Linked DNA regions of Homo sapiens: region 1 is linked to region 2. The links are chromatin loops, found by intact Hi-C in ENCODE. Cell type or tissue: heart left ventricle. All regions are shown on one strand. Each heading gives the region's core, and the rest is flanking DNA. Links, peaks and the distances in the headings are about the cores only.

What was found. Peaks named below come from ENCODE experiments on the same cell type or tissue, not always from the same donor. Only the 100,000 strongest peaks of a DNase experiment are listed, where the experiment ranks them.
Region 1: it touches region 2 in a loop (2.9-fold over the local background); 12 of 110 quality-filtered maps call a loop at or near these places.

What each region holds. Positions count from the first base shown.
Region 1 is chr15:81,170,968-81,187,120 of GRCh38, forward strand. It overlaps a transcript of IL16 not described here. Among named protein-coding and RNA genes, the nearest start is that of IL16, 18 kb to the right of the region's middle. In heart left ventricle, for the core only: a CTCF peak has its summit at 5,629; a DNase peak (open chromatin) is centred at 5,644; H3K27ac peaks cover 1,907 bases.
Region 2 is chr15:81,252,568-81,268,720 of GRCh38, forward strand. It overlaps IL16 (interleukin 16), which reads left to right. Exons shown (of 19, transcript NM_172217.5): 3 at 7,205-7,313; 4 at 13,092-13,234. Among named protein-coding and RNA genes, the nearest start is that of STARD5, 63 kb to the right of the region's middle. RefSeq lists an enhancer at 12,732-12,801. In heart left ventricle, for the core only: CTCF peaks have their summits at 13,449 (motif pointing left) and 14,059; DNase peaks (open chromatin) are centred at 13,454 and 14,014.

The DNA.
Region 1 (16,153 bases), core at 4,480-6,979, 89 kb before region 2:
TGAACGCTAGTCTTTTCTGCAAGAGAGAGGGAAGGCCAAATGAATTTGCCCAAGGTTCTTAGGGTTTATTTATTTTGTCCCAAAGCCAGCAAAGACTGAACAACATGCAAAATATATCCTCCCTTCCCCTTGGCTTCCGTGTTGGAACTTTCTTAATTTTATCTCTCTTCAGTCTCTTCCCTGTCTTGGTGTTGCATCTCTGTTGGATGTCTTTTCCATTGCTTGTTTCTTCAATGTTGAAATTTTATAAGGCTTCATGCATAGCCCATTTTTTTTGGTATTGTTGTTATTTTTGTTTTCTTCTGTCTCTGCTGCTTGAATCAGAACTTAGTCCATTTTTCTTACTGTGCTTTCTATATTGTTTTAAATCAGAACCTTTGACTTCAACTACTTTCTATACACCAGTGATGTTCATATTTCTATCCCCATCCCAGATCTCTCTCCTGACCTCCAGTTCCTGCATCCATATGCCCATCAGACATCTCTACTCTCTGTAGCCCACAGATGCTCCAAACCATATGTCCAAACTGAGCTCATCATCTTTCTCATCATTCCAGTTTTTTTCCCTGCATTCATTATTTTAGTAACTAGAAGTATCAGTCACCAATGCCATTATTTAATTAGTTTAGGCAATTTTGAGTCTTCACTCAATGCCTGACACTGTATGCCAGACACTGAGTTAGATCAGGGAACACAAAGATGAATAAGAGCTAGTATTTGGCCTCAATGTGTTCACAACCCAGTGGAGAAGATGGACATGTCAACAAATAATTACAGAGAAAGCCCAGCATTAGAAATATGCAGAGAATCTTAGTAGCGTGGGAAAGGGGCATGAATTATATCAGTGGTGGGGAGCATTCAAAGGAGAATTTTAGAAGGGTGATCCCTGAGCTGGCAATCAAAGGGTGAGAAAGGTAAAGGAAGAGAGGGGACAGATGCACAAAAGCATGGAGGTGACAGACAGCAGTGAAAGCAGACAATTAGCACAATTTCGGCTTTGCTGGAGCCTGGCATTTGAAGCAAGTAGACAGGGCTTAGTTATATAAAGGCTTACATGCCTTATTCAGAAGGTTTGGGATTTTTTTCAGATAGTTTATATAGTCTCTCAGTCGAGTGTTCAATGGCAAATATAAAGGTCAGACTTCTTCCCCTCCTCCTCTTCCTCTTCCTTCTTCTTCTTTCTTGAGAGAGGGTCTCCCTATGTTGCCCAGGCTGGTCTTGAATTCCTGGTCTCAAGCAATCTTCCTACCCCAGTCTCCTCTCTTAAAGTGTTGGGATGCAGGTGTGAGCCACTGTGCCTGGCCAAAAGGTCAGATTTCTATGGTTATGAGAGAGGATGAATTTGAGAGAGTAAGAATGGATAAAGGTAGAGAAATTAGGAGACTCTTGGGTTATTCTGGCTGAATAGTATGAAAGCCTAAGCCAGGAAGTGGCAGAGAAGTCAGTGGGTCTGAGAGATGTTTAGAATATATAACTGTGAGGGGCCAGGAACAGTGGCTCACGTCTAATCCCAGCACTTTGGGAAGTTGAGGTGGGCAGATTGCTTGAGGCCAGGAGTTCAAGACCAGCCTGGCCAACATGGCAAAACCACATCTCTACTAAAAATACAAGAAAAATTAACCAATCATGGTGGTGTGCACCTGTAATCCCAGCTACTACTGAGGCTGAGGCACCAGAATCGCTTGAACCCAGGAGGCAAAGGTTGCAGTGAGTCGAGCTCGAGCCCCTGCACTCCAGCCTGAGCAACAGCACAAGACTCTGTCTCAAATAATAATAAAAAAAGAAACAAAGAAAATATAACTGTCAGGAATTGAGCTGAAAGTTGAGATAAGGAAAAAAAAAAGGAGTCAGGGATAGATTGTAGCTATCTGGGTTGGGTAATGTGGAATATAGTAATGGTGCTAGCAGAGAAAACACAAGGCGCTCAGAAATATTCTTGATATATTAGACTGTGGTTCCTTGAACTCATCCTCCTATTTCCTGTCCTTGTACCATGGTGCATACTGGTGCCTGTGACTCAAACATGCCCATCACCCTTTTCCAGCTGGCCATCTCACCCGAGGTTCAGAGTCAATTCATTCGTCTATCCAGCATTTATCTGACCTAACTCAGCAGGGTCTGTGCCTTCTTCTGTGCTCCCACATCTCCCAGGGCTAAGCTTTATCCCCCAAATCACCCCACTGTAATGTACTTGCCTCTGTCCCCTCTGTCAGTCTCCAATAGAGAGGTTTTGAGGACAGAAGCCCAGCAGCCATTCAGTTGCTCTTTGCTGACTACTGAATGCATCTTGGGAAGAAATGAAGTTTGTTCTTTTTAGTTACAGAATTGAAATCTAATGCATCAGAGAAATGAGGACAACATAGATGGCATCTGAGCTTTGATTTTTCTTTCTTTCTTCTTATTATTTTTGGAGATGGGGCTCGCTCTGTCACCCAGGCTGGATTGCAGTGGCACAATCACAGCTCACCACAGCCTCGACCTCCTGGGCTCAAGTAATCCTCCCACTTCAGCCTCCAGAGTAGCTGGGATTACTGGTGCATGCCAACATGACCAATTAATTTTTTTTTCAGAGATGGGGGTCTCACTATGTTGCCCAGGCTGGTCTTGAACTCCTGGACTCAAATAATCTGGCCACCTTGGCCTCCTGAGCTTTGATTTTGTGACAGTTGTAACCAGTATGATCTCAGGGAAAGAGGAAAGATACAGGCAACATGTTCTATGACCATCTAACAATGTGATTTGGGGCTATAACAACTTCTCTGGCTATTAGGTGAGTGGGAAGTTTCACTTGTGTGAGTGAATGGCCAATACCCTGGAAGCAAAGCATCTGGGCTCAGGCCTTTCAGGGACCAGGGTGGGAGGAGGATGGCTGATGGAAAGCAGTAGCACTGGTGAAAACAGTAAGGTGACAACAGGAGGCTCCAAGGAGGAGAGCTCAGTCACAGGGCTCTAGGTGGGCCTTTCCATTGATTCCTTAACAGTGCAGGATGGGTGTCAGCTGCAAATGAGATTCTTGTAAAGGGCAAGGACAGGAACAGGCTAAGGTTTCAGGGGCAGAGGAAGAAGGAGCAGCAGAGGGAGGAGGAAAGATGAAAAAATGCCTCTAGAGAAACAGTGGAGCTGTTGGAGCAGAAATGGTGGAGGCACAGAGAGAGCAACCTGAGTAGGAATTCCTAGCCTGCAGTGGGGCTGGGTCCACTGTGTATGGTGCAGACATGGAGACAGCAACCCAAGTGAGCTCCAAGCCTACAGTGGGCCTGTGTCCACTGTGTCCATAGCAGATGGTGCAGGCATGGAGACAGCAACCCAAGTGAGTTCTAAGCCAACAGTGGGGCTGTGTCCACTGCAGATGTTGCAGGCATGGAGCCAGCAGCCCAGATAAGCTCCAAGCCTACAGTGGGGTTGTGTCTACTGCAGATGGGGTAGGCATAGAGTCAGTAACCCAAGTGAGCTCCAAGCTTAGAGTGGGGCTGATCTGGGGGAGCCTCCAGAACTTGACAGCCTCACTACTGATTTATTTTGGCTCTGTGGTCGATGTAAAGGAAGAGAAAAGTGTGAGATGACCTGGAAGGAGTTGAGAAGGCATCCTGGGGGGACTGGAAATACCTTTGAGGCTAAGCCTAATGTCATCCCCTCTGTGAGGTCTTGTCTGTGTTTTCATTGTTGGAGTTCTTCTTTCCCTCGAGCTCACTCCTGGCCTTTAAGTCATCCAGTCTACCCCCACTCTGTGTTCTTAGTTCTGCAGTCACCACTTTTGGACATAGGGCTGAGATCTGATCTTTGCAACTTGACTCTGGGGCCTTCCTTGAGAACAGAGCTCTGGCCTTTTGTGCTAACTCTCTGTACTTTAAACTGCCTCAGTGAGTAGATCTGGCCTTGGGTGGACCATTGGCCTCTTTCTGGTTGACATCCATCCAAACACATTCAGTTTCCCTTGGAGAGGTGGAATTCAGACAACAATCCTTTGTCCCCCCTGGCTTAGCAATCTGTGGCAGCATGAGCTGGAATACTCCGCATTCCAGCCAAGCCTCTGCCCCCTCCAGGTTTTCCTAGCTAGAACAACTCAATAATTTCTGCAAGACAAAACTGACTTAAGGTAGGAAGAGCAGAACTTACTTACCATCTTCCAAATGATGTACTTATTACTTGCTTATCTCCACCTCAAGGGGGAGCAAAGATATGATGCCCCAGGGATTAACCCAGGACTTTCATGTTAGTTCTGGTTCCTAACTCATTCCTGGGTGCCATGTGTTACTCTCTGGGTCCCCTATTGCTTCTTGGGTCCCTGTAATGGGCTGGTATTGGAGTCACTTTACTTTTTCCCTTTACTACAACAGACAATCCAGATGAACCTCCACAGTCAGTCAGCCAGCCAGATAGTGGCCATAAGTGTCAATTGATATTTGTCAGTTTCTTTCCTGCTCTTGTCTAGTTTGGAGGAGATAACCAAACTTTGATGGCATTCTACAATGTGCTGCTGACCACAATATGCCTTAATTCAGAGAGGTAATACAGGTGAAGTGATTAGCACAGTACCTGGCACAGAGTAAACACTCAGGAAATGGTAGCTGCCATCACTACCATCACCATCATCACCATCATAAACACCACCAGCTACCACCACCATCATCACCATCATAAACACCATCAACCACCACCACACCATCATCACTATCGTCCCCATCATCACCACCACCACCACCACCACCATCATCACTATTATCACCACTACCATGATCACCATCATCACTATTTTCAACACTACCATGACTGCCATCATCATAACCACCACCATCATTGCCATCATCACTACTACCACCATCACTCAGTCTGTGCTTTTGCCCTTCTTTGAATGTTGAATGAGGCTCAATTTGTCCTTCACATGAATGTTGAAAAATAATAAAGCATTTAAAAATCCATAAATTGATATAATGGCCTGCCTCTATAATGTTCTGAATGCAAAAACAAATGATGAAGGCAGTGAACATTTTAAAACTAATGAGCTGGTTGAATAAGAACATTGATTATTAGGTGCACTTACCATCCGCAGAGTTGAAGGCATTGGGGTTAATGATTACACATTAGACTGAAAAATAGTTTACTGGCATTTTCTGAGCCAGCCCCATCTCCCATGCGGTCACTGTCATGTAAGTTGTCACATGTCACTCCATTCAGTGTGGCAGCTCTCCATGGGAATGTGTGGGAAGTGGCCAAGGGTTTGAGAGACAATGCTGGCTCTTCTGATGACAGGGCCTGGAAGATGTTGCAGGCCATTTGCTACACAAGGCCCCGGTGGAGAATGAAGAAGCCAAGTTTTAGAGGTTTGTGATCTTGGGATGATGCTGGCAGGCAATGGCTCAGCTCCTGAAGTGTTAAATGTGATTTGACAGCGTCAGCTGAGAACTCAGAGGTCCAGGCAATGGGAAACGGGAGGAAGTCGGCTGTGGGAACTGGTCCCGGGGCTGCTGTAGGTCTGGCCCCTCGGGAACACTACAGATCCATTATATAACAGGGAGTGGTGCAGTTGGACTGGATTTGGGCTGTCTGCCCCGCAGAAGTGGCCTGTGCTGAATCTGGTAGGGGCAGTAACTTGTGGCTTTGGGAGAATGAAGTAGGGGCCGACTATACAGTCCAGTCTCTACGCTAGAGGCCGCTAAACAAGAGGGAACATACGGCCAAGGGGCAGGGTTTAGGGCGGGCTCCAGGCCCAACAGGGAAGGCACAGGCCAGGCAACAGCAGCGGGAGGCAGGCTAGGCAGACCAAGTCAATACATGAGACCTGGGAGGACTCAGGGCTCATTCCAGGCACAGTAGATCCTATGCCCACAGCAGTGCAGGTCACTGCGGGCCTCGCGTGCCAAGCTCTCTGAGCCCCCCAACATCCTGGCAGCCCAGTCACAATCAGCTCAGGGCTGGGGAAGGCCCGGTAGCAACTGGAAGCATCTGTGTCCATAGCCCTGAGGGGCTGGGGGGCACAAGGACTAGCTGAGGAAGGGGACCCAATCATCTGAAGGGAGAACAATCCAAGGGACTGTTGAGTGTGTGGGGGACACCAACAAACTGTCAGTGCTAGGGGCCAGTAAGGGGTGCTGCTAATGGGGGCACAGCCAGCGGCCAAGAGGGAACAGAAATTGGAATGTGTATGGGTGGCTGAATTTTTTTTTTTTTTTTATTTTTTTTTTGAGACGGAGTCTCGCTCTGTCGCCCAGGCCGGACTGCGGACTGCAGTGGCGCAATCTCGGCTCACTGCAAGCTCCGCTTCCCGGGTTCACGCCATTCTCCTGCCTCAGCCTCCCGAGTAGCTGGGACTACAGGCGCCCGCCACCGCGCCCGGCTAATTTTTTGTATTTTTAGTAGAGACAGGGTTTCACCTTGTTAGCCAGGATGGTCTCGATCTCCTGACCTCATGATGGGTGGCTGAAGTTATGTCTCTCCCAAGGTGGTTTAACTGGTAAGAGGCAGGACCTTTCATTCTTCGTTATAGACAGTTGGGTGTAACAAAAACCTGTTCCCTCGGCTCCTTTTATGCAGGGGAGGGATGGCAAGGATTTGGGTTTGTGTATGGGAAGAGGTCATATAGAAAGAATGAAAGAAATAGAGAGAAGACCTCCCCAAATGTGGTTTCTCCCCAACCCCCTAAAGCTCATTCCAGCTTTCCAGCTTTTCTAATTTGTGGTTATAATTGGGATGGTGCCATTCTGACCCCCACCCATTCTTCCAGGTTGAGGGACATAGTCTAGAGAGGAAGGAGGTGTGCAAAGAAGCTTGGTGCTTTGGGGTCTCTTCCTGGGGCTGGTGGTAGAAACTCAGAAGTCAGTGTCAAGGACCTTTCATCTGAGATGCACATGCATGAGATTCCTAAGCCAAGAGGCCAAAAACAACAGGCCCACAGCTCTAGCTTAATTTCAACACTGCTGCAAACTCAGAAATGTTAACCTCAAAAGACATGGTGTCTGGCTAGTGATTCCCAATGTAGCCTCCTGATCTTCCCACCAAAGTCCCTAGGAACATACAGAATAAGATAAAAGCTTGTCATCAACGCTGGAAACTAGACATCTAGGTTGTCGTAGAGGCATGTGAATTGTTTGAGGAAGTCATTCAACAAATATTTGTTGAGCATCTACTCTGTGCCAGACATCGTTCTAGGCACTTGGGATAAATCGGTGAACAAAACAAAGATCTCCTCCTCATTGAGAATACAATCTCTTCATAAATGCATAGTTCTGGCCTCCCAAAGACTAGGGCTTCCCATATTTTTATACAAATGTATATCCCCTCCCCCCTGTTTTAAAATATATGTAATATATAATATATATTTATATATAAATATATATATACACTTTTTTTTAAGAGACAGGGTTTTGCTATATTGCCCAGGCTGGTCTCAAACCCCAGGGTTCAAGCAATTCTCCCACCTTCGCCTCCCAAAGTGCTGGGACTACAGGTATGAGCCACCATACCTGGCCCTATTTCCTCCCTTTTTGTCAAGGAACAAACATGTTTCTTTTGGCAAAAAATAAATTAGCAAATACAGAAAAAATAAATAATCCCACTAGCCTGAGATAATCTTTGTTCAAACATTGGCATACAGCCAATAAGCTATTAACAAAAAAAATTATGTACAAACATGCAACCTTATTTATTTCCATGTGATTGAATGTCGACTCTTAAATCTCCATTGTTGTGGATGATGGAAAGTTAATTTTGTCAATTCAAAGTAAATTTAGTCACTCTAAACTTAAAACACAGTCTCCTCTGGGTAACTACTCACTCAATTCAGGATTTTCCCTGCTGGGCTGCTGTGTAGTATGGTGGTGTTTGGAAGGTGCACACAACTCGCAGTTGCCTCTCTGCTGGAATTCATTGCGGATGTCACCTGTCAGCCTCTCCTTTGTCCAGGGAGGTCCCATCCTCACCACATGGGCTGCCGAGACATCTGGTTCTCTGATCCGTGAAGGTCATCCTGCTTCCTCTGTGTCTGACTGTCAAGAGCTCCCTGGGGCAGCTGGCACATCAGGACAATCCTGGGTACCTCTTCAAGGCACAGGAAACTTTCAGCTATACTCCCACCCCCAAAGGAAGACTCGGGAGAGTGTCCCAGAATCTTTGTCTAAATATCCCAGGTGGATATTTCTACTCTGTGTAGACTCACACTCAAAGAGGCTCTTTTCTCCCAGAATCTCAGGCAGGGAGTGGGATACAGGTCTCTGAGCAGTTTTCTCCAGTGTGGATGGCCCCTATCTCTCGGTGCCGACTTCGGAAAGGAGCAGAGTGGGCAGAGACCCTCTCAGGCTCCAACCTGTGGCCTTTGAACGTCACCCTCCCTTCAGCTGGGCAGACTTTTATCTGCTTTTGGATAAGAAGAAAGCTGCTCAGATAGCATCTCATGTTCTACCCAAGTTCGTGGTTAATGACATAAATTTTGCGCTTTGCATCCTCCAGGCTTTTCTCTTTGTAGTCAAAGCCAAGCTTTTTGCATCAAAGAAACAAACAAAATAAAAACAAATCAAATATATTTATCTGGATAAGCCACACAAGTTTAGTGGCTTAAACAAGGCAAAGTTATTAGCTTACATTTCCGGAGGTCAGAAGCCCAACATGGGTCTTCCTGGGCTAAAATCAAGGTGACAGCAGGATTGCACTTCTTTCTGGAGGCTAGAAGGGATAATCCATTTCCTTGCTTTTTCAGCCTCTGGAGGCCACCTGCATTCCCTTGGCTCATGGTCCCTTCCTGCATCTTTAAAGTCAGCAGCAGAGCATCTTCAAGTCTCACTCTGACTCTGACCTCCTCTTCTACCTCCCTCCACTCTTAATATAAAACACAGTCTCCTCTGGGTAACTACTCACTCAATTCAGGCTTTTCCCTGCTGGGCTGTTGTGTTTGGAAGGTGCACACAACTCGCAGTTGCCTCTCTGTTGGAATTCACTACAGATGTCACCTGTCAGTCTCTCCTTTGTCCAGGACCGTCCTCACTATATTAGCTGCTGAGGCATCTGGTTCTCTGATCCTTCCACTTTTTTTTTTTTTTTTTTTTTTGAGATGGAGTTTCACTCTTGTTGCCTGGGCTGGAGTGCAATGGCATGATCACAGCTCACTGCAACGTCCGCCTCCCGGGTTCAAGAGATTCTCCTGCCTCAGCCTCCCGAGTAGCTGGGATTGCAGGTGCATGCCACCATGCCTGGCTAATTTTTGTATTTTTAGTAGAGATGGGGTTTCACCATGTTGGTCAGGCTGGTCTTGAACTTCTGACCTCAGGTGATCTACCCACCTTGGCCTCTCAAAGTGCTGGGATTACAGGCAGGAGCCACTGAGCCGAGCTGTTCCTTCCACTTTTAAGGATACTTGTGATTACACTAGGCCAGCCTGGATCATGCAGGATGATTCCTTTATTTCGAAGTCAGCTGATTAGCAACCTTAATTCCATCTGCAATCTTATCCTCCCTTGTCATGTAACATCACATATTCACAGGTTCCCAGGTTCAGGATGTGGACATCTCTGGAGAAGCCATTTTTCTGTCCATCACACTTTTGTCAAAGGCTTGATTCATATCATTATGAACCATGGTTTTCAGTATTATGGTCTTTGCTACTGATTTAACAAAGTCTATTTAGAAATTCTAAAGCCAATGCTTTGACTTATTTTTTTTTAATAATCATATAGATGGCATGAATTGAAAGTGAAAAGCCCAAAGGGATATTGAAAAGCTCATGGTGAAAATAAAAATAAAAAACTCAATTTTATTCTCCAGATCTGATCTTGTTTCATGTATGTGGATCGTATTTACACCATGTTTTTTTGTAAGCGGTTTTATTCACTTAATAATATAATGCAGACATCTTTCTATGGCAATACATCTTATTTTATCACATCATCTTAATTTCTTTTCTTTTCTGTCTTTCTTTTTTTTTTTTTTTTGAGACAAAGTCTCACTTTGTCACCCAGGCTGGAGTGCAGTGGCACGATCTTGGCTCACTGCAATGTCCACCTCCTGGATTCAAGCAATTCTCCTGCCTCAGCCTCCCGAGTAGCTGGGATTACAGGCACATGCCACCACACCTGGCTAATTTTTGTATTTTTAGTAGAAATGGGGTTTCGCCATGTTGGCCAGGCTGGTCTTGAACTCCTGACCCCAGGTGATCCACCCACCTTGGCCTCCCAAAGTGCTGAGATTACAGGTGTGAGCCACGGTGTCTGGCCTCACATCATCTTAATATCTGCAGAGTACTCCCAGAATTTATCTAGCCTATTGCTTATTGTTGCTGCCATTGGGTACGACTAAAATGCAAGGCCAGTTTCTGGCCCTCACAGTGCTCCTGGCACAGCTGCAGCATCCTGCAGTTTCAGAGCCTAGGCAGTTCATTCAATAATCAGAGTAAGGAAGGGTCAGGAAGTGCCAGTGTAGGGTCCCCACCCTCACCCAGGGGTGATGATGGCTCTCAGGGAGCTGTTCTGACTCCAGGTGCTGATAGCAGAGTTTCTCTGGCAACCTGTAGCACTGCCTTGAGAAATGATTATCTAAAGTATATTTGCATGGGGGTGAGGGGTGCAGAGGGAGTACGAGAGTCACAGTGTCTTGGCAGTGGATTGAGCAGAGTGATGGTGATGCCAGTGGCCACGACTCTTTGGAGCCCTGAGTGGTAGCAGTGATATTGAGGCCAGAGGCACCACGGCAGGGGGCCCATCCCAGAAAGACCTGGGGCCCTTGGCTGGTGACAGATAACTCAGGGACTAGACCAGGATCTGTCTCACTTGCTTTCCTGGTAAGTTTTTCTCTCTATCAAACAGAGCAGGTTTTCCCTCCCATTCAGTCTCACATTGCTATGTCCAGAAAATCATCACACTCTTCCACCAGAGGGGTGGATATTACTTTCTCAGTTTTCAGTTTTGTTTGCCCACTCACTGTATATTCTTTTGGTCTTTCCAATGGTGATCCAAGGATTTATTTAACCCAGCAGTCAAATTGGTCATTTTAAATAATAGTACATCTTGTCCAAGTCCAAAAATAAAATGTCCTGGTATGAGAAGGCAAGCGGAGGAAATTGGGTAGAGTAGGCTGAAAATGTTTTATAGCACCATTACCCGGAGCCCAAGCCCCTTTTTCATTTATCCCTTTTTTGTCCCGGCATGGCAGGAGTCAGAGCGCCTTCTGTTTGTCTTGATTAAAGTCAGCCTCCACCTTCCCCCGAGCCCAGTTGCCCTTCTCAGGACACAGGCTGCATTCACCATGGGTCTCTCTGCCCAAGCTCTTTGCAGATTTTATGAAAGGCGTTTTCACTTGGATTAAACAGGCGCTGTGTTTGTGTGTGGTGTGTGTGAAGGAGAAAATGAATCACTTCAACTTTGGGCAAGGATTTTAGGTGTAGTGTTTGTCCCATGCAATTACATAAACACACCAGAACTCATTAAAAAAAAAAAGTAGAAGAGGGGGGCAGAGATTCAAGTGCTTGCGATGATCTAAACAGTGCGGCACATTTTCCATACATTAGACCTCAGAAAGGGTTGTGTTCTGCCCTCTCACAACAGACTCCAAGTCCAAAGGAAAGTTTGAGGTTTTACATTTCTGTTTGTGGTACAGGAAAAGGCTTATGCTCTGAGGGCTTGATTCAGTGAAATAACATTGCCTTTATACACATTTGCTTCTCAAGGAGGGCAGGAGTTGGAAGCGACCGTTGTGAAACGTTAAAGATTTTCTGGCAGAGGGAAAGGGATTTTTTTTTTCTCCCTCCCTGCCGAGGAAAAAACAGTTCTAACGAGGAGTTACTTTGTAGTTTTAACTCATATTCAAATACTCCCAGCCGAGAAGCTGCCATCGATCCTCCCATGGACCCCTGATCCTGGTTTGGAGGAACTTTTCACAGCTCTCTCTCCCTCCCTCAAACCCTGTGCAATGAGTTTGCAGAAGAGAGTCTTCCCGAGAAGGCAGAACGGTGAGTGGAGCTCCTTCTCCTATCCCAGGGGACTCAGGGGAGGTTGGAATGGAGGGGTGGACCCTTCCTGACATCCTCCCAGGGGAATGGAAGCATGGTTTTGGTCCCACTGTGTAGTATATGAGTGAGTGTGTGTGTGCACACGTGTGAGTGTGTGTGCACACGTGTAAGTGTGTGCACACGTGTGCTACAATAGGACACAATGCCTGTCTTTGCAGAGGCTGGCTGAGTGCTCACCAAGTGCTTGGCAGAGAGTTCGGGAAGGGCAATTGCAGGACCCCCACAGGGGAGGAGAGTGAACCCTGGCCAGGGCAATGGTTTTCCATGTGCCCCGGCTTCCTCTTCAAGGGGCAGAGGCATCAGTGTCTAAAACGCTAGCTGTCAGGGTCCCCACCAGTTCCGCTCCAGTTTCAGCAGAAGCAGAACAGAAGAGGGAGCTGCTCAGCTCCGGGAGAAGTGAACGGAGTGCTGGTCTCTGGAGCAGATCTGAGAACTGGGAGGGGCCTCCATCCAGATCCCCTACCTTCCTGCAGGTACAGCCCAACAGATGAGAGCATTTCTTATTAAAATCTTCTTCTTTTGCTCTGGAAACATAAACAGGCATCAGGGCAGAACGTTTTAACCCTTCTGCCCAACTTTTAAAGTTAACACTGGCGAAACTTCAGCTCTGTTGCAACTTTGGCATAAGAGAGTAAACACATGGTTTTCCTTAAAAAGGAGAAGTAAGCAAGTCAAAGGCATATTCTGACTTTTCTAGCTACAGAAAGATATGGCTAGAACCCTGGCATCTACTTGCTTAGGTTGCATTAAGGCATCCGCTGAAGTCTGAAGAAAGGCAGTGGGGTGTAGGGAATAAGAACCTGGGCCATGGGGCGTGGCCACCTGGGATGGAATCTTGGCTCTGAGGGTAACAGGCTCCTTGATCTTGGAAAAGGCATTCAAAGGCTCACTTTCCTCCTTTGCAAAACGGTGGTCATAAATTCTTACCTCAGAGGACGGCAGAAACAATAACTAAGATAAAGTGTGTGAAATGACCCAAATGGCATGTACGTATTCAGAGGATATGTCAGCTCTCCTAAGCAGGCTGCTCCCCTCTTCTCTCACAGCAACCATCATAGATATACAGGCTTGAGGATGAAGAAAAGAGTGCTTGAGGGCCCAAAGTAGCCCTGGCTCTTCGTATAGCAGAAAGTAGGGTGAGCATTCAGGCGGCCTCCCTTTGGAGGCAGATGACATGGATGCATTTACTTCCACTGGGGATCTTCGAGGGTGGGACTTGACCTGGTGTTTACTAGGTGCTCCGTGTTTGGTGAAACCATTTTATTCACTCTGATTCACAGGGAGGTCTTACCACTTCCTACCCTGGCTGCACTGCCTTTGGTTGGGTTTCCCTGGTAACAGATGGTGAGACAGAGATTTGCGCATAGGAAGTTCATTGGTGTGTGCTCTGGGAACAACACCAGCGTGGGGTGAGGGAGACAGAACCAGACAGATGGAGAAGTTGGGCTGTGATGCAGTTGCAACACTGGCCTCAGCGGATCCAGGGGATCTTATGGGGTTTTGTATCCCTGCAGTGACCAGTCATTGCTTGTGGGCTGCCCCTGGAATCCAGGCATAACCTTGGGTGAGGCAACTGTCTTTGGCTGAAGGCAGTTTCCCGAGAGGGACTCAGTTGTGAGTTGTCACAGGCAACACTTATGTCAGCTGTGGGAATGAACACCTCGGTCCAGGGGTGAGGAGCTTATCCGGGCGATGCCCCATCAACTACTCAATACATTTGACACAGTGCCTTCTTTCTCTGAGTTAGGCTGTTAGAAGATTGGGCATTCACATGCAGGGACACCTGTCCAGTTAAATCCTTGCATAGAAGTGTGCCTTTGGATAAGCCCCTTTCCATATCTGGGACTCAGTGTCCCTGTCTATAAAGTGGATGGAAGGGTGTTGGACTAGACATGGCCTCTAAAAACACTCCAGCTCTGCTATTTCACATGTGCAGATTCTGAGCATGTGGTCATGGTGGTTGGATGTGTCCTCAATAATAGTTGGGTCCTGTGGTCTCCACCATAGGTGCCTTGACTCCTTCTGCTGGGAAATAGGAATCGAGTCACCTGGGGATCCTTGGGACTTGGCCCCTGTCAGCAAGGAGGGGCTGGGCCTGTGGGAAGCAGAGGGAGGCTCTGCATAGGGCTGGAGGGTGGGGCGTAGGGTTTGAGGAGGATTCTGCTGCACACCTTCCCCCACCATCCCCCCAACGTCTCTCCAATAAAAAAAGTAAAACCACATGACACACTGCCATATGTCTTTGATAGTTAAGAGCTATGTAATGTTGCCCGGGACAAGCATGGATATAGTTTTATTACTCTCCGTCTCCTCCTAATTTCCTATTTACTTTTCAATATACAAAGAGTGAAATCACTTTCCCAAACACTTGGAATTCATTTTCATTGCTTTTTTTCTTTTCTTTTCCTTTTTTTTTTTTTGACAGGATCTCATCTGTCGCCCAGGCTAGAGTGCAGTGGCATGATCATGGCTCACTATGGCCTCAACCTCCTGGGTTCAAGTAGTTCTCCCACCTCACCCTCCTTAGTAGCTGAGACTACAGGAGCGTGCCACCATGCCTGGCTAAATTTTATTTTTTTGTAGAGATGGAGTCTTCCTATGTTGCTCAGGCTGGTGAGCCACTGTGCCCAGCCTGGAATTTATTTTCAACAAATTATTTATTTAGAGTATTCTAGGCTTCAAGCACTGTGCTGGGCTCTGGGGATCTAATGGGACACATTAAACAAACAACTGTACACACATAAATATAACGGCAAAGAGGGTTAAGTTCTATGGGAGGCTGTAACAGGGAACTGGCCTAGTCTGGCAGATCAGCGTGGGGCTTCCCTGAGGAGGTGCTATTTGAGTTGTTTTCTGAAGGGTGTGTGGGAGTTACACTGGGGCAGAGATGGAGAAGCAAATGGGCGAATTGTAGAATAGGGATGGGAAAAGAAAGTGTTTTAAATCTTACCAGCTTAACCTAGCCACTGTGAGTTTTTTAAGTGTACATCCATCCAGTCTGTTTTTCTTGCAGCATCTTAAACAAATTATGGTGACTTGTTAGCTAAGGGAATAAGATCTTTTTGCTGGTGGGGCAAGGTTTTGCCTGTGTATCAGCCAGTTGTCTCTGTTCCCCACATCTGGCAGCCAACCCCTCAGTGTGCATCCCTCACTACCAGAGGCCTCGCCCTGAACCCTGGAAAGCCCTCAGTAATACCAGCAGCTCCCTCTTCCTGAGTGCTTTCAGCACCAGGCATTGATTTAGGATCAACCTGCATGAGCACTGACTCATTTGATCTTACCTACAGCGCTTTATTTTTATTTTTATTTTTTATTTTTACCTACAGCACTGTGGGGTACATGCTGTTGTCTTTACTTCTCAGGTGAACCAAAACAAGACACAGGGAGTTTAACCAGGTGGTGAGTGGCAGGACAGATTTGAACACAGGCGGGTCTATTCCATCCTAAAGCCTGTACTCTTAGTAAGCAGTATGCAGCTGAAAAAGCACGGTGAGCTTTCTACATATCCATACTGCTCACATGCTGATGCTTCCACTCGACATTGGGTTGTGGATAACTTCTCAGTTCCGACAAAGTTATCTGAACCACCAGTCTTACCAACCTCAGAAAAACAGATCAGATGCCTGTGCAGTAATTTATTTAACCATTCCCCAATTATGGACATCTTGGCTTGCTTTCAATTTTATGTTTTCCAAAATATCATCATAAATATTTTCAAACATATGGAAAAGAGGAAAGAATTGTAGTCAACATACCTATGTCCACTATCTAGATTCTACAAATAACATTTTAGTATATTTGCTTTATCACATCTATCCATCTCTCCATCCCTCTGTCCATCCATGCATCCATCTTTTTTTTTCATTTTTTTCTTTTTTAAATATAGAGATGAAGTCTTACTATGTTGCCCAGGGGAGCCTCGAACTCCTGTCCCCAAGTGATCCTCCCTGCCTCAGCATCCTAAAGTGCTGAGATTACAAGAGTGAGCCACCATGCCTGGCTATCCATCTCATTTTTGAATGCATTTCCAAATAAGTTGGGGATTAAATAAAGAGTACCTGAGGGCCCAAAGTAGCCCCCCTGGCTTCCTCTCTAGTAGAAAGTAGGGTGAGGATATAGGTGATCTCCCTTTGGAGGCAGACTATGTGTGTGCACTTACTTACA
Region 2 (16,153 bases), core at 11,983-14,482:
CACTGTCTAGTTTTAGAACATTTTTGTCCCCCGAAAAAGAAACCTCCTGCCCATTAGCTGTTACTCCTTATACCCCTCATTCCTGCCCGATCCCTAATTACCCACTAATCCACTTTCTATCTATAGATTTGCTTATTCTGGACATAATATAAATAGAATTATACAATATGTGGTCTCTCGTGACTGGCTTCTTTCGTTTCATTTAATGTTTTCAAGACTCATCCATGTTGTAGCATGTATCAGTTCATTCATTTTAATTGGCAATCTTCTATTATATGGATATATTCCATTTTATTCATCCATTTATCAGGTAATGGACACAGGTTGTTTCTATGTTCTGGATATCATGAATAATGCTGCTTTGAACTTTTTTGTACAAGTTTTTGTGTGGTTTTATGTTTTCATTTCCCTTGGGTATATACCTAGGAATGGAACTGCTGCATCATATGGTAACTCTATACTTAACTTTTTGAAAAACTGACACTGTTTTCCAAACCCCCTGCTCCATTTTACATTTCCATCATCAATGTAAGAGCATTCCAATTTCTCATATCCTCCTTACACTAGCAGGTATAAAGTGGTTGTGATTATAGCCATCCTAGTGCATGCGAGTGGTATCTCATTGTGGTTTTGATTTGCATTTCCTTGATGGCTAATGATGTTGAATATCTTTTTATGTGCTTCTAGTCTCTTGTATATCATTTGAAAAAATGTCTATTCACATTTTTTGCCTATTTATAAAAATTAGGTTATTTGTCTTTTTATTTTTGAGTGGTAAGCATCCTTTGTATACTCTAGATACACAAGTCCCTTATCAGATATATGATTTGCAAATATTTTCTCCATTTCTGTAGGTTGTTTTTTCACTTTCTTGATGGTGTCCTTTGAGGCACAAAAGTTTTAAATTTTGATGAAGCTCATTTATCTTTTGTCATTTGTGCTTTTTGTATCGTATTGAAGAAGCCTCTCCCTAACCCAACCCAAGATTTACTCCTATATTTTCTTTAAGACTTTTATAGTATTAGCTCTCACATATAGATCTATGATCTATTTTGAGGTCCTTTTTGTGTATGGTGTGATAGAGGAGTCCAGCTTCACTCTTTTGCATGTGAATATCTGGTTGTCCCAGCACTATTTGTAAAATATATTTTTAAAATAGTTTTTCTATACCCCCTAGGGCATTGTATTAATAATAGTCCAATCTAAAACAAATATCCTGAGCTATGCCATTGGCAGTGGGAATGGGTGTGCTGGGGAAGGTTGAGAAGGTAAGATTATAAGGACATGGGAACTGCAGTCATGCAGGGGTCGGAGAGTAAGAACTTGAGAAGTTTTAGATTTCTGGTTCCCAACCTTCCCCTCCATATCAGGAGATCTGTGGCCTCATCATCCCACATGACATGTGGCCATCCCAGAACCAATCTGCTGGGGCCTACTTGTTTATCCTCATGACTGGAGGATCAAAGCCTGTAGCCGTATGATCAATTCAACCACAGGAAATAAGCCTCAATCAGGAGGACAGTTGAATTCTATTTTGTGGTTCTCTTAGACTGGAGCAGCTATGGCATCTGAGTTCAAAGAGAAAATGGTAAGGTTTGGATGGAAGGGGAATGCAGTCAGCCAACTCCAGAAGCATCAGGCTTCTGTCAGTAATGCCAGTGATGTCAGCCAGGGCTGGCTACATAAAAAATAAACACTCCTAACAGAGCAATGGAATTGTCATGATCTTTGGGGAGAAGTTTAGGCTTTGGAATCACCTTGTTTGCAGGACACAATGCCCCAGAATTCTCCATCTTCATTCTGGGTCCATTCCTTGGTTGCATGAGAATCTTGTTTGTTTTTGTTTTTTTCCCCATTTCTTGGAGTTGACTGTTTAGCCCTAGCAGTCACATGACCAATCCTAACTTTGGAAAAAATATTTAAAGAGTTCTCTGGACAGTTGACCCCATTTCTCGCTCAGTTGCCATGGGGACTGGCAGATGGAGAGACTGCTACCCAGGTAATTACGGGGTGTATCACCCACAGAACCTCTGCCCAGGGCCACAGTCTCTGATGAGAATAGGGAAAATGTGTTTAGAAATGATTTTGACAGCCCCTGACCTCGATGACAAATCCTCAGCTCTGACAGCAGCCCCACCTTGAGAGCAGAAACAGAAGAGTTCTGTTCTGTGTGCTGGGAGGGAGTCACACTGTGCAGACGTTCGTGGGGCTCCTACAGAGAATCCTTTGATGAGAAACCTCTCCACCCAGGACATACTTGCCAGAGAGAGACCAGATGCTTTGTTCTTATGTAAGATGTTCTGACATGTGATCATTTGAGAGAGGTGCCCTTTAAACATAACCATCAGTTACTATTAAAAGTAAAGAGCTGAAAGTGATTTTAGAGATTGTTTAGTTCACCCCTTAGCTTTACTAAAGAGGAAACTGAGCCCAGATAATTGACAAGCTCAGAGTCATGAGAGAGTTAGTGCTGCTGGTCTCATGACCCTTTCCCTACGACTCATTTCTGATGAAGAAACTGTTTAGCTTGAACAATAACTTGAAATAGTCCCAGAGTATAGATGAGTACTAGACCCTTGTTGGTGTCGAGAAAACAGAAGGTCCAAAAATGTGTGCACTGCCTCTGTTTCAGGAACCTTTAGGAGTCATATGGCTTTATATGTGTTTCATAGGAAATTGCTACTTAGACCTCAACTTGGGTCGAGATAGAACATTTCTATTCTCTCCTATAGTAGCCATCTAATGAGCCACTTCACACCACGGCCATGTTGAAGTGAAGCACATCAATTTCACAAAACTGTCAAAGAACTTGATTATAGCCTAGTGAGATACACCTTACTGGAGCCTCCAGCTACTTCAGAGACTGGCTGCATGGCAGTGGGAAGGGAACAACCTTCTGTCATCTGTGTCTGAGATGGCTTTGGTTGGAGGATACAGACTTGTGAAGGAAGGAGAAGGACTCATCTGCATAGCCTTGCGCATGCACAAGAGGCTACACCTCCCTGCATGTGGAAACTGAGATTGCTGTTCCCAGGTGCCATGGAAAGAAGAGACTGAGCCACTGAAATGTGGAGAACTGAGGGGCCAAGTGGGGACCCAGTCGGTTCAGTGTCTTTTGGATAAGGCCTTCTACAGCCAACATTGAAACCCCCAGAGAAAGCTTTCCCTCTAACACGGCATTAAGTATTTACAGCTAATCTGGGTGGGCGGGGCAGGGAGAGGCTCCACTTCCTATGATTCTCCTGCCATCAATTGGCTTTACAGGCCAGGCAATTTCCAACTGTGCCTTGGACTCAGGACTTACAAAGAGGATTAAAAGAAAGATGTTTAAAAATAAGCAGGCTTTAAGTCTACCAATGTGACAATTGAAATAAATGTAAAAGTAATCATTTATTTTTGGTTTGATTCTAAAAGTAGTATATTCTCTCTATGGAAAATATAGAAAATACAGAAACATGTGAAAAAATAGTATTCATAATCCCATCACCCAAACCCACTCTTGCTAATTCATGAGAGCAAGACCTTGTGTTTCATGTCTGCTGTCACATCCTCAGTACTTGGAACAGTGCCTGGTACAGAGTAAGTGCTTAATAAACATTTGTTGAATGAATGAGTGTTACTGTTTTGGTATACTTATTTCCAGCCTTTTTGCCCTTTTTCTATGTATATTTTACATGATTGTAGTCAGTCATCATCATTAGATAATATCTTTTTTTAACTTACTATGATAACACAGGTATACCTATGTCACAACTCTTTACAAACTTTTTTTTTTTTTTTTTTTGAGACAGAGTCTCGCTCTGTCACCCAGGCTGAAGTACAGTGGCAGGATCTTGGTTCACTGCAACCTCTGCCTCCCAGGTTTATGTGATTCTCCTGCCTCAGCCTCCCAAGTAGCTGGGACCACAGGTGCATGCCAACATGCCGGCTAGTTTTTTTGTATTTTTAGTAGAGACAGGGTTTTGCCATGTTGGCCAGGGTGGTCTTGAACTCCTTGAACTCCTGAACTCCAGTGAACCCCCCAATTTGGCCTCCCAAAGTGCAGGGATTACAGGTGTGAGCCACCGCACCCAGACTCTACATTTTTAAAGGTGCTTAGTATTCGATGTATTGTGTACACATCATTTACTTATTTACGCTCATGCAGCTAGATATTTGAGATAAAATACAAATTTCAAAGATCCTTTGCACATAGGGCTTGCTCCTCATGGATAAGTAGACCAACTGGCTGTTTTACTAGGCTTCCTTATGCTCAATGGACCCGAAAAAATTAATAAAATCACATTTTATTTTTTACTTTCATAGTCTTACTGGATTACATAAAGAAGTTTTCACTTCTCAGTGCCAGAGGGAGGTCTTGAAATTAGAATCAGGACATTACCTTCTCAATCTACTGTAACTAAGAAATATCTTTTGCATATTGTGTTTTATGAAGCATTGAATTCAGAGAACGACTCATTATGCTAAGTTCTGGCAATACAGAGTCTCAAGAATTCAACTGAACTCAACTACCTTCTCTATAGTCACTGCTTTCTCCCCTTTAAAAGAATTCCCTGGTTAGCCTGGTTATAGAAGGTAATTTTGTCCAAGTTAATATAGCACCATCTGCTGCTGAAAAGGAGTCCTTCAGGATGAGTTCTCTAGTTTTAAACATTGACTTGTTTAAGAAATAAAAGGGAATTGACATGTGGTTTCTTGCAGGATCCCCTTGTGTCAGAACTGGAAACAATCTTTTTCAAAAAGACTGAGTGGACTTCTGGCTCCAGTTGGCGACAGAGTACACTTGATTAACTCCTCCACCTGTTAGAAATTTCTATCAAAATTCAAAAGGAATATACAAATAGGGAGAAATGCATGTCAGAAACAGGAAACCATGGAAAGGGGCCAACACATTCTGGAACTCATGAGAACTTTCTGCACGACAAAGTGCAGGTGAGATTGGATTGAGGGAAGGGCTCATTAGCCTGCCATTGACCACATAAGAGGGAAAAGCCAAGGGAATGAGGGATTCCAGCAGAGCCCCTCAATACCTACTAGCTCACAGTGGCAGGGGCTGGAGCTGAGGGTGGGTTATTTGGCACACAGCGAGAGGCAAGCATAGATCCTCCCTCTGCTCTGGAAAATGCACCAGGTGCTGGGTTCTGCAAACCCTTGGCACATGAAATTAACCAGGCATTGCTAAGCCTGGCTTCTAAGAAATGCAGTTAAGTCAGTTAGGATAGAGTTATAATAGAGTGTCAGTGTCTCCAACAAACTATACCCTGAAACACTAAGTCCCAGAAAGCATTTAAGCCATCTAGTTTCCAAGTTGAGTAACCAATATCCAAAGATTCTATACTCAGCCAATCATTCACATGTGACAGCCACAGAAAGACATCCCTAGACATGCAGATATTCAGAGAGCTTTCCTGAAAGAAAACACACACACAGACACACACACAGATGTACACACACACAGAGCATGTGCACACACATACAAGAATTATGGTAGAGTAATAAAACCAATATAACTCAAGAGTTAAGTGAAGATCATTGTGGCTAACAAAGTTACAAAATAGAATAACCAGAAAACAGCTTCAGGAAGAGAAATAAAGTAATTAATACCATCATCCTCATTATCAGTCTCTATCCCTATACCCATCCCTAAAATCTCAGGATGAGGAGAGGGAAGAAAGTAAAAGTTGTCTCAAAATCTCATCTTAGATGAGGGAGAGTCATGTTTTCTGTTTCATTACTGACCCTGGTATGGAAATGAGTCCAAGTATGTTGTTTAATATACTGCTTACATACTCAATACTATAAAATATTTTCTAAATTATTAGTATAAAAAGAGAGCAAAGAAAATTTGATTGTCTAGTCACGATGACTCACGCCTGTAATCCTTACACTTTGGGAGGCTGAGGTGGGAGGATCACTTGAGCCCAGGAGTTTGAGATCAGCCTGGGCAACATGATGAAACTCCGTCTCTACAAAAAATACATAAACTAGCTGGGCATGCTGGCATGCATCTGTAGTACCAGCTACTCAGGAGGCTGAGTGGGAGGATCTCTGGAGCCCAGGAGGTCAAGGCTGCAGTGAGCCGAGATCACACCACTGTACTCCAGCCAGACAACAGAGCACCACCCTGTCCTGACCTGCTCTCTCTCTGTCACTCGCGCACGCGCTCTCTCTCTCTCTCTCTGTCACTCGCTCTCTCTCTCTCTCTCTATATATATATATTTGTGCATATACGCACACACAACATGTGCACACACACACAAGGATTATGGTAGTGAGTAATAAAACCAATATAACTCAAGAATTAAGTCAAGATCATTGTGGATAACAAAGTTATAAAATAGAATAACAATCAGAAAACTTTCAGAAAGATAAAATAATTAATACCGTCATCCTCATTATCAGCCCATATCCCTACACCCATCCCTAAAATTCCAGGATGAGGAGAGATATATAATAAATTAACATATATATATTTGATTGATACAGCAAGGTAGAAAAAGGATAAGAGAACCATAAGCAAGTTTAACAATATTGATTTTTAAAAGCCCTAAATTAAATATTTGCATATAGTAATAAGCAATATAGTAAAATCATAATACCCTTAATAATGCATGGATAGTTCAATATTAAGAAATCCATTTATATAACATTCATTCCGCAAATAGTTGCAAGTGCCTGTTATGTGCCAGGTATGCCAGAACAATGTAACTTGCTCGATCTTTCTCTCTAAAACATACCTTCCAGGCTCCCTATCCACATTGCTCTCTAGTTCTTTTCTTCAGAGCACTTATCATTCTCTGTAATTATCTTTCACCTTTATTTTGCTTGTTTATTGTCAGTCATCTTTCACTAAAATGCATTTTCTCCAAGATCAACATCCTTGTCTGTCTTGGTCACAGCTATGTGCACAATGTCTAACAAAGAACTTGACATCTAATAGCTGAAGGATTCATTCAATTTGTGTCGCATTAGTTTACTATTAATGTAATCTATTCATTCAATATTTGTAATTAAACAAATGAATGTATGTCTATGAGTGAAAGGATGATGGTGATTCTAAATCCCTGCTCTTATAGTACTTATCATTTCAGTAGGGGAGACAGATAATCTGAGTACTTCTATGGTCAGTGTCAAAATCCAATTTTGCTAAGCACAAGTTTTCTATTCTAACTTGCTGAATAAAAAGACGGCAATTGTTTTGCAGGAATCTTCCACAGCTTCCTCTCGAGAAAAGCCTGGAAAACTAGAAGCACAAAGTAGTAACTTCCTGTTTCCTAAAGCCTGCCACCAAAGGGCACGCAGCAACTCAACCAGTAAGTGTCTTCCCAACATGTCTTCAGGAACAGAGCTCAGCTGTTCCTGGATAGCAGGACTATTGGGAGGATAGCGGCTCTCTTCTGGTCCAGTTGGAGTAAACTAGCATTGGAGTCTGCTCAGCTTCATAGTGTGTGCATGCTCTGGCTAGCCAGAGTTCTGTGTTGTCTAGCCAGCTCTCCTCATGGCTCCAAGTGCCATGCTGGAAAGACCTGGGTGTGGGGAAGAAGAGACCGGGCTTTACTCCTGCTGTGTCTCCTAACATGCTCCTTGGTCTTGGGAAGGCTTCTGTCTCTTAGCTGCAATATGATGGAAGTTGAGGTTGGAAGAGCTCATGATTTTTATTAGCTGAAAATAGAAGATGGCTAGTACAAAGTCAAGAAAATGTGAAGAATGCAATAATACAGAAAAACCTGAAGAAATTAAAATCACACCAAATCATAATATTAGAGATCATCTATGTTAACATATTCAGTTATTTCCCTTCTATGCCTACATATGCTATAAAAAACTTCACACACGCATTTATTTATATATAACTATTTCAGGTCATCAGAAACTCTTGAAAACACCATTTTTTAGTGGATCCATGGTATTTTATTATATGAATTTATGAAATCTAGTTAACCAACTCCCTATTATTAGATATTTATAAAATCTACTTAACCAAATCCCTGTTATTAGGTATTTAAGTCATTCTCAGGTTTTCACTAGTCTAATCAAGTTGCTGAATAGGTACATGAGATTTTGTCTGAGTTTGTGATGATCTTTCAAAGAAAATACAGAAGGCAGTGGCCTGGTTAAGAGCTCACATTTGGGAGCTAAGGCACTTGGATCTGGGTCCCGCTTCCAGAACTAGTGACCTATGTGATCTTGGGCAAGTCCCCTCTGAGTCTCACATGATTCTGCTGTATGATGCACCATCCTTAGTGATTTCCTATTATTGGAAATAAAAATATTTTTAAAAAGTTACTTGCTTTTTTATCATCAATTTTTACTTATTCTAGCATAATTTTCTAGAAATGGAATTTGGGGTTAAACGGTAGATGTAGTTTAAGGCTTTTTATCTGTATTGCCAAATTTCAGTAGCTAATATTCTTTCAATAATATATATGAATACCTATTTCTTCAATCATAGCTCACATGGGATTATGATTTTTGATAAATATTTGCTTTACAGCAATTTACAGATTTACAGGTTTTTCTCCTTTCCCTTTCTCCCTCACCCATTCTTTGCTTTTTTACTGTTTTGTTTTGCAGCCAAGACCAGCTATACAATTGGTAGGACTCACTGTAAAATGAAAAGGCACGATTGCTGTTCAAAAAATATATGAATAATTTCAAAAAGGTAGAAGAAAATCTTTGAACCAGGTTGGGATTCTTCAATCACAGGGCCCCAGGTGACTGTGCAGGCCACGTGCCCCTGAAGCCAGGCCCTCTTGCCCCCTGGGAGCTGAACCCCGCAGAGCTCCCTGGCTCCCTGGCATCCCCAGGGCTCCCTGGCTCTCTGGCTTCTGATTGAGTTCAGTCAATGACAGGCATCAATGGAGGACTGGCAGGGGGAAGAGAGCCACCAGGGTGTTTCTTCCTCTGCTCCCCCACCTTGGTGCTGCAGTGCTGGTGGTGGCTGTGCCCCTCTATGACAGTAAATTGTGTTAGGGTGGCCTGTCGGTTCCAGTGCCCACTGGGCTCTGGTAACACCATTTCCCCACCTTACTCCTTCAAGCCTGGGGTGGTAACAGTGTCTGGTACCTCAATAGGCCTCGTTATTTTTCTAACCCGGCCCACCCCTCTGTGTATGGCTCCTTTACCCAATTCTCAGAATCCCAACTGAGTGTGCCTTTTGTTTCTTCCCAAACCCTGATTGATACACTGATAAAAATAGATGGAAAAAAAAAGTACCTAGGCTGGCTGCCACAGCTTCTGCCTGTCATTCTAGCCCTTTGGGAGGCTGAGGCAGGAGGATCGCTTGAACCCAGGAGTTTGAGATCAGCCTGGACAATATAGTGAAACCATGTCTCTACAAAAAATTTTTTTAAAAAAAGAAAACCCACTAGGCATGATGGCTCGTACCTGAGGTCCCAGCTGGTAGGAGGATCCCTTGAGCCTGGGAGGTTGAGGCTGCAGTAAGCCATGATTGTGCCACTGCACTCTGGTCTGGGCAACAGAGTGAGAGCCTGTCCTGCCCCCCCGAAAAGAGGTGAAGTTAAACATTCATACAGGTGAAGTTAAACATTCCTTCATTTATTTATTTTGTTTTTGGTGAGTTTGCCTATTCTTTACTGAAATAATCATCTTTTTATCATTAATTTATAAAAAGCCTCTTGGTTAAATTAATATTTGACGTCATACTTGTTGAAAATACTTTCTCCAGTTCGTTGCTTTTATTTTAATTTTTTAACATTAAGGTGTTTTAATCTTTATGTAATCAAGTTTACTGATCTTTTCTTTTTTAATGTGAAAGTTACTTCCACATTCAGATAACTATTAAGTCTGTGACTATATATACTTCTAATTTGTAAATGATTTATCTTTTTTCCCTCAAATTTACTGTATTATCTGTAGTTTATTTTTGGTGTTTGATATGATGTAAGAATCTAGGTAGATTTTTTTTTTCTAAATGAATAGAGAATTATTCTAGCATCACTTATTTACAATCAGTTCCTTTTATTTTGCGTTTTTTGTTTGTTTTGTTAATCTCATGCAAACGATATGCAGTTAGGTCCCTGAAAGCAAATTTGGCAATTTTTTTAAGAAGAGAAGCTTAAGGCCGGGCGCAGTGGCTCACGCCTGTAATCCCAGCACTTTGGGAGGCCGAGGTGGGTGGATCACCTGAGGTCAGGAGTTCGAGACCAGCCTGACCAACATAGAGAAACCCTGTCTCTACTAAAAATACAAAATTAGCCGGGAGTGGTGGCACACGCCTGTAATCCCAGCTACTCAGGAGGCTGAGGCAGGAGAATCACTTAAACCTGGGAGGCAGAGGTTGTGGTGAGCCGAGATTGTGCCACTGCACTCTAGCCTGGGCAACAAGAGTGAAACTCCATTTTAAAAAAAGAAAAGAAGCTCAGATAGTTGAAATCAGTGTTATAGATCATATTTATTTTTACTTAGCTCTTTTTATGCTTTTTATTTTGATGATTCCTTGCCATTTGTTTGTTCTTGGCCTCTTGCTATAATGATTGTGAAAGGTTTATTTAATTATTGTCTCTACTTCTGATTTCCTTAAGTTTTAATTAATTACCCAATTAAGTTTAATCAATTAATTAATATCTGACATAACATTTTCCAAATTGTCCCCCTCATGAAAGATGAAGAAGTTAGCTTGGTGTTATTCATCCCTTTTCCATGGATTTTTCCATTTTGTAATTCAACATAACTTTATAAACTCATGACAATATGTAGCTCTAATATAGCTTTTTTGTATATAATCATGACAATATATAGCTCCCCTTTCAAAAACTATTTTTTTTTGTTTTTTTTTTTTTTGCATTGGGTTGTAATAACCAGCTTTCAGTTAACTCACTTAATACTCTACACTTAACTGGTTTAAACTTCCCCCAATGGAGATGATAATTTTGGTACATTTCCTAGTTGGCTGGAGTGCGTCAACAAGCAATGTTCTGAAACAGTGGGCCGAAGTGGGCACAGAAATCGACCCCAGACCAGGGAGAGTTTTGGAGAACCCACTCTGTCCTGACTCTGGTCTGCGTCCCCACAGATCTGAATGTCTAGTGGGAACTGGAACCCCCACACAAGTGGAGCTGGGTGTGGCCTGAGCAGTTGCACTGGGCTCTCCTGTGGCTCTGAGGTCAGGTTGATCTGCTCTGTGAACCATTCCAAGTTGGCAGCCTGTTTGTTCATCCTCATTCCCTCTGAACCCAAAGCATGCACCACTGGCCACCTTCAAGTCACAGGTCACCCTTGCACTGCTGTGGATGGAGAGAATGCAGGGAGACTGGGATTCTGGAGGCTGAGGTCATGCCTCAGACTGTTTCTTCACTGATCCGGAACCCTCTGGGCTTCCATTTCCTCACTGATAGAGGAAGGAGTAACTCCAGCAGGGTTCCCAAAGGACAAATGACGAGCCACCTGCATCATCTGCACAGGCTGACAAACATACAGGTTTCCCCAGACCCGAAACGTGCAGATATGGATCAATAGGTTGGGTGGAGCACTGAAATCTACCTTTCTATTAAACACTCCGGATAAATATAATGCACAGGCAGAGTTAGCACTAGAGGATGTCTAGCCTCTCCTCTCACCCCCCTTTCTTGATTCTGTGTCCTCTCTTTGCAGCGTGTGGTTTTCTGAATCTTCTGGCTTCCTCTCCCTCCTGGTCCATCTGGGAGCAGTTGGTCCCTGTAACTCAGAGAGGGCCACCTACTTGCGCTGAAGCAGCTGCTGGGAGCAGCTGTTCTTGCAGGGGCAGGTTTCCCCAGCCACTCTCTGGGCCCCGATGGACCAAAACCTCTCCCTTCTTCACCTTGTCTTTGTTCCTTTCCTCATCCCCTTTTAGGGATCTCACACCCTCAGAGATACCACTCCTCTTTTCTTCTCAAGCTACCCTGGCCAGTGGCTTCCTCTCTTCAGCCTATAAATAAGCTTAAGTCTTTCCCATCCTGAAAATAAAAGCAAACCCAACCCTGCTCCATCCTGTGTTTCCTTTGAACTACCACCAATCTTACCTTTTCCTCTAGGGGAATTTTTCACAAAAGCCTGTCCATTCACTCGAGCCTCACTTGGCCCTCAGGATACTAGGCAAACCCTGCCCCTCTCCTGGCCTCTAGAACGGAACTGCCCAACACATTAGCCACATGTAGTCTTGAGCACTTGAAATGTGACTTATTCAAACAGAATGTGCAGAAAGTATCAAAGACCCACTGGATTCAAAGACTAAGTGCAAGAAGAAAAGGATGTAAAATATCTCACTAATAATTTTACATATTATTTATATGTTGAAAGAACAATAGATATAACAGACCAAATAAAATATATTATTAAAATTAATCTCTCCTGTTTCTTTTCACTTTTTAAATGTGGCTACTAGAAAATTTTTTAATTACATAGGTGGCTGGCATTATATTTCATTTGGGAAGCACTGTTGTAGACAATGACAGGTTAAATCAGATCATCTGTGAAGGTTTTCCCAGCTGGATGTGGTAGGGTAGGGAGGTAGGGTAGAGTTCCCGGTTGGATGAAAGGAAGTCTGTGGTTTCCACAAAGTAGAGGAAGCCTGTCGCTTTGCATTTTTGCAGATATCCAAAGAATCAAGAGTTGTCTCCGTGTGTGTGTATCCCTGTGTGTGAGTGCCTGTGTAAGAGCCAGTCAGATAGGATCTCCCCTGCCCCTGTTCCTACTGGGTCTCGCCTGTTTGTGCTTGTCCTCGGAAACCTTTGTGTTTTCCTCCTTTCTCTCCTTGGTTGGGATTGAAAACACCGGGGCCTGGATCTGATGCAGCATTGTGGTTTCTGAGAGCTCAGCACACTGATTGACTTGCAGGAAATGCCTGTCAACTCTTGTTGCATTGAATGGAGGTAAAATGGAAGTGAGAGTCCCATCTGCACCCTGCAGTACAGACAGCATGCGTGGAGATCATGACAATGCTGCTCATGTCTTCCGCGGCCACCTCTCCCCACCACGCACCTGGCACAGGGTGTTAAGTGGTTTACAGTCACACTGGCCCCTGGCTAATGAGGGGCTGATATTGTTCTTAGTTGAACTTTGCATTTTGAGAGCACAAATGATTTCTTGCTGTTTTTCCTCTTCTGGTTTAGGTGTTAATCCCTATTGCACAAGAGAAATTGATTTTCCAATGACCAAGAAATCTGCAGCGCCCACGGACAGGCAGCCTTACTCTCTCTGCAGTAACAGGAAGTCCCTCTCTCAACAATTGGACTGTCCAGCAGGAAAGGCTGCGGTAAGAATGGAAGGAGGGAAACTCAGAGAAGAGTTTCTCCCGGGGAGAAGGGAGGGGCCCAACATTAACAGTGGCTGAAGAGGCCTTCCCAGTAGTTTTTTTGTCCGCAGAACTACAGAGGAGAGGGTCTCGCTTAGTAGCTGCAAGAAGGTACAACCATCTCTGGGCTGAGAACCGCATTAGAAATGGTCATCCATTGAGCGCCCCCTTGTGCCAGGCACTTGCAACTGCTGCCACGTGTGTGCTATTAAGAGCTAACATGTAGAGAACACGGCACGCGGGGGGACCCTGAACTATGGCTTTGCGTGGATCGCTTTATTTCATCTGCACATACTCCTAAGAGGTAGAAGAGGGAGCTACAGCTTGGGCAAGTTAAAGGATTTATGCACATTCACACTGTTGAGGAGAAACAGCTGGGACTTCAAGTCTGATCTTTATGACTCTGAAGCCTGTGCGAAAAGGCTTTTCACTCCTATAATCTAGTGACCTGCTTTACCAACATTGCCTCTAATTCTTAAAACAAGCTTAGAAAGGAATATGTTGTTAGTCCCATTTTATAGTAGGACACTGAGGCTTGGCAAAGTGAGTAGCTGGGTTTATGCATCTTAAAACCTATAGGACCAGAATTTAAACTGCCCTGTGTGCTCCTCAGTCCATGACCTTCCCACTACAGGTGTCAGCTTGCAGGCAGAGAGCTAAGCAGATATAAAGCACAGTGTACCCTACACACGTCCCACCAGCTTGCCTTTCAGCCCCAGCCAAAGCACGCTGTGCTGCACGCTGCCACTTTTGGTCACACAGCGCCCTCTGTCTGTAGCATCTCACCCCTCCTTCTCTGATCTCTATCTCTAGAAACTGCCCCAGCCTTCAAAAACCTTCCTAAGGTTCTCTTTTGCCTGGGAAAGCTCCTGATCTCTCCAAAGGCGTGGACTTCACATTTTCCCAAATGCCCATCAGGAAGCAACTGCACTCCTCTCACAGTGCTCACCCAGCCTGTCTTGTGAGTGTCATTTATGTTAGCATTTCATCTCACCAACTGACTCTCCCAAGGAGGGTCTCCACGGTCAAGCAATGTTTCCCTGCATAGTACATAATAGATGCTCAGTGAATTTCATCTCTCTCTTCCCTTCCTTTCCTTGAGTCAATGTGTTTTTCATTCCCAAACTGGGAGTGTGGTGTCCTAGTGTTAGAAGAAGGTGGCTTCCCTGGTGCCACCCTGAGCTGAGAACTTTCCCAGTCCCTGGTTTTCTGCACATCTGGGGTCATACAGGAGTACACTGGAGCCCTCCAATATCTGCAGCCAGCGCTGGGTCCCTGAGGATTGGGCTAGCGGGTACTTCCTGGGGGAAGCTGCTTCCTGTCTTTGCTGCCTCATGCACTAGGATCCAGGTCCTTGGGAACAGGAGGCCTACCTGGCCAGCAGGGATGGGCTAAAGATCAGCCAGTAGTAGCTGCCTGGGAGGCTGTGCTGAAGAGAATTGAGGGGTTACATTCCACCAGGAAGGAGTGCTTCAGGAGATTGGCAGTGTTTTGGGGACAGGAGTGGGAGACTCAGTTATTCCCTCTACTCAACTCCTCAAAGTTTAGGAGGCAATTAGACACTATGTTAGTTGGAGACAGAACCAATAAGAGATGTATAGATAGACACACATACACATACGCAGACACACATACACAGACACACACACACACACACACACACACAGAGAGAGCGAGAGACTGATCATAATGAATTGGTTGGTTTATGGGATTATGAAGGTAGGCAGGTTCCAAGATCTTTAGCATGAATTGACAAGCTGGAGACCCAGGGAAGCCTATGGTTTAGACCTAATTAGAGTCTAAAGGCCTGAGAACCAGGAGAGCCAATGGTGTGGTTCCCATCCAAAGGCCAGCAGGCTCAAGCCCAGGAAGGGCTGATTTTTCAGTTGGAATATAAAGACAGGAAAAAGGCTGATGTCCTAGTTCAAAGGCAGTCACGCACGAAGGATGCTTTCTAACTCAGGGGAGGTCTGTCTTTTCTCTATTCAGGACTTCAGCAGATTGGATGAGGCTCACCTGCATCAGGGCAGGTGATGTGCTTTGGCTACAGATTTCAATGCTCATCTCATTCCAAAGCACCCTCATAGACACACACAGAATAATGGTTGACTAAATATATGGGCACCCATGTGGCCCAGTCAAGTGGACACAGAAAATTAACCACCACGGATGTCCATGCGTGATTTCACATTGTCTTCATAACAGCCCTCCAAAGGAGGAGGAGAGGGAGTTATCAGAGGAAGGTTGTTTCTGGGAGAGAAGAAGAGAAAGTGGGATCCACAGTGGACGGGAAGGCCAGGGAGTGGCTTACAGGACCTGGGTATTTCCTGGGTGACTTTGGAGAGAGCGGCCCATCAGGTGTGGGCAACTGCAAGCCAACAAGAGAGAGGGTGATCCAGAGAAGAGCAGCTCGTTATCCAGGGAATGCTAGTAATAAAGAAAACATGCATTCCATGTTCGCTGCCTTCCAGGCATGAGGCGATGTGTTTTACAAACAGCTATACAGCCAAGGGAGTACAACCCAAAGAGCTAAGTACTGTTAATATCCACCTTTGACAGATACAGAGGCCAGGCTGAGAGAAGTTAAGTGGCCTTCCGAAGGTCATCTAATTCATAGCAACAGGATGGATATGAACACAGGCAGCTCAGAGCCCATGCCCTGCTGCTTCCTCTGCCCAGGTGGCATGGGGACAGCATGGGCCTGGGAGTCAGCAGCCCGGGATCCTGGTTCTGCCTTGCGGCATCTCCGATATCAGAGAGCAGGGAGCAAGCAGCTACCTCCACATTCACAGCTGATGTGTCTGCTTTCGTGGACATGCAGGAAGCACAGCCTTCAGCCCCAGACTCTTTCCAAATATTAAATGCTGAAAGTAGCAAACA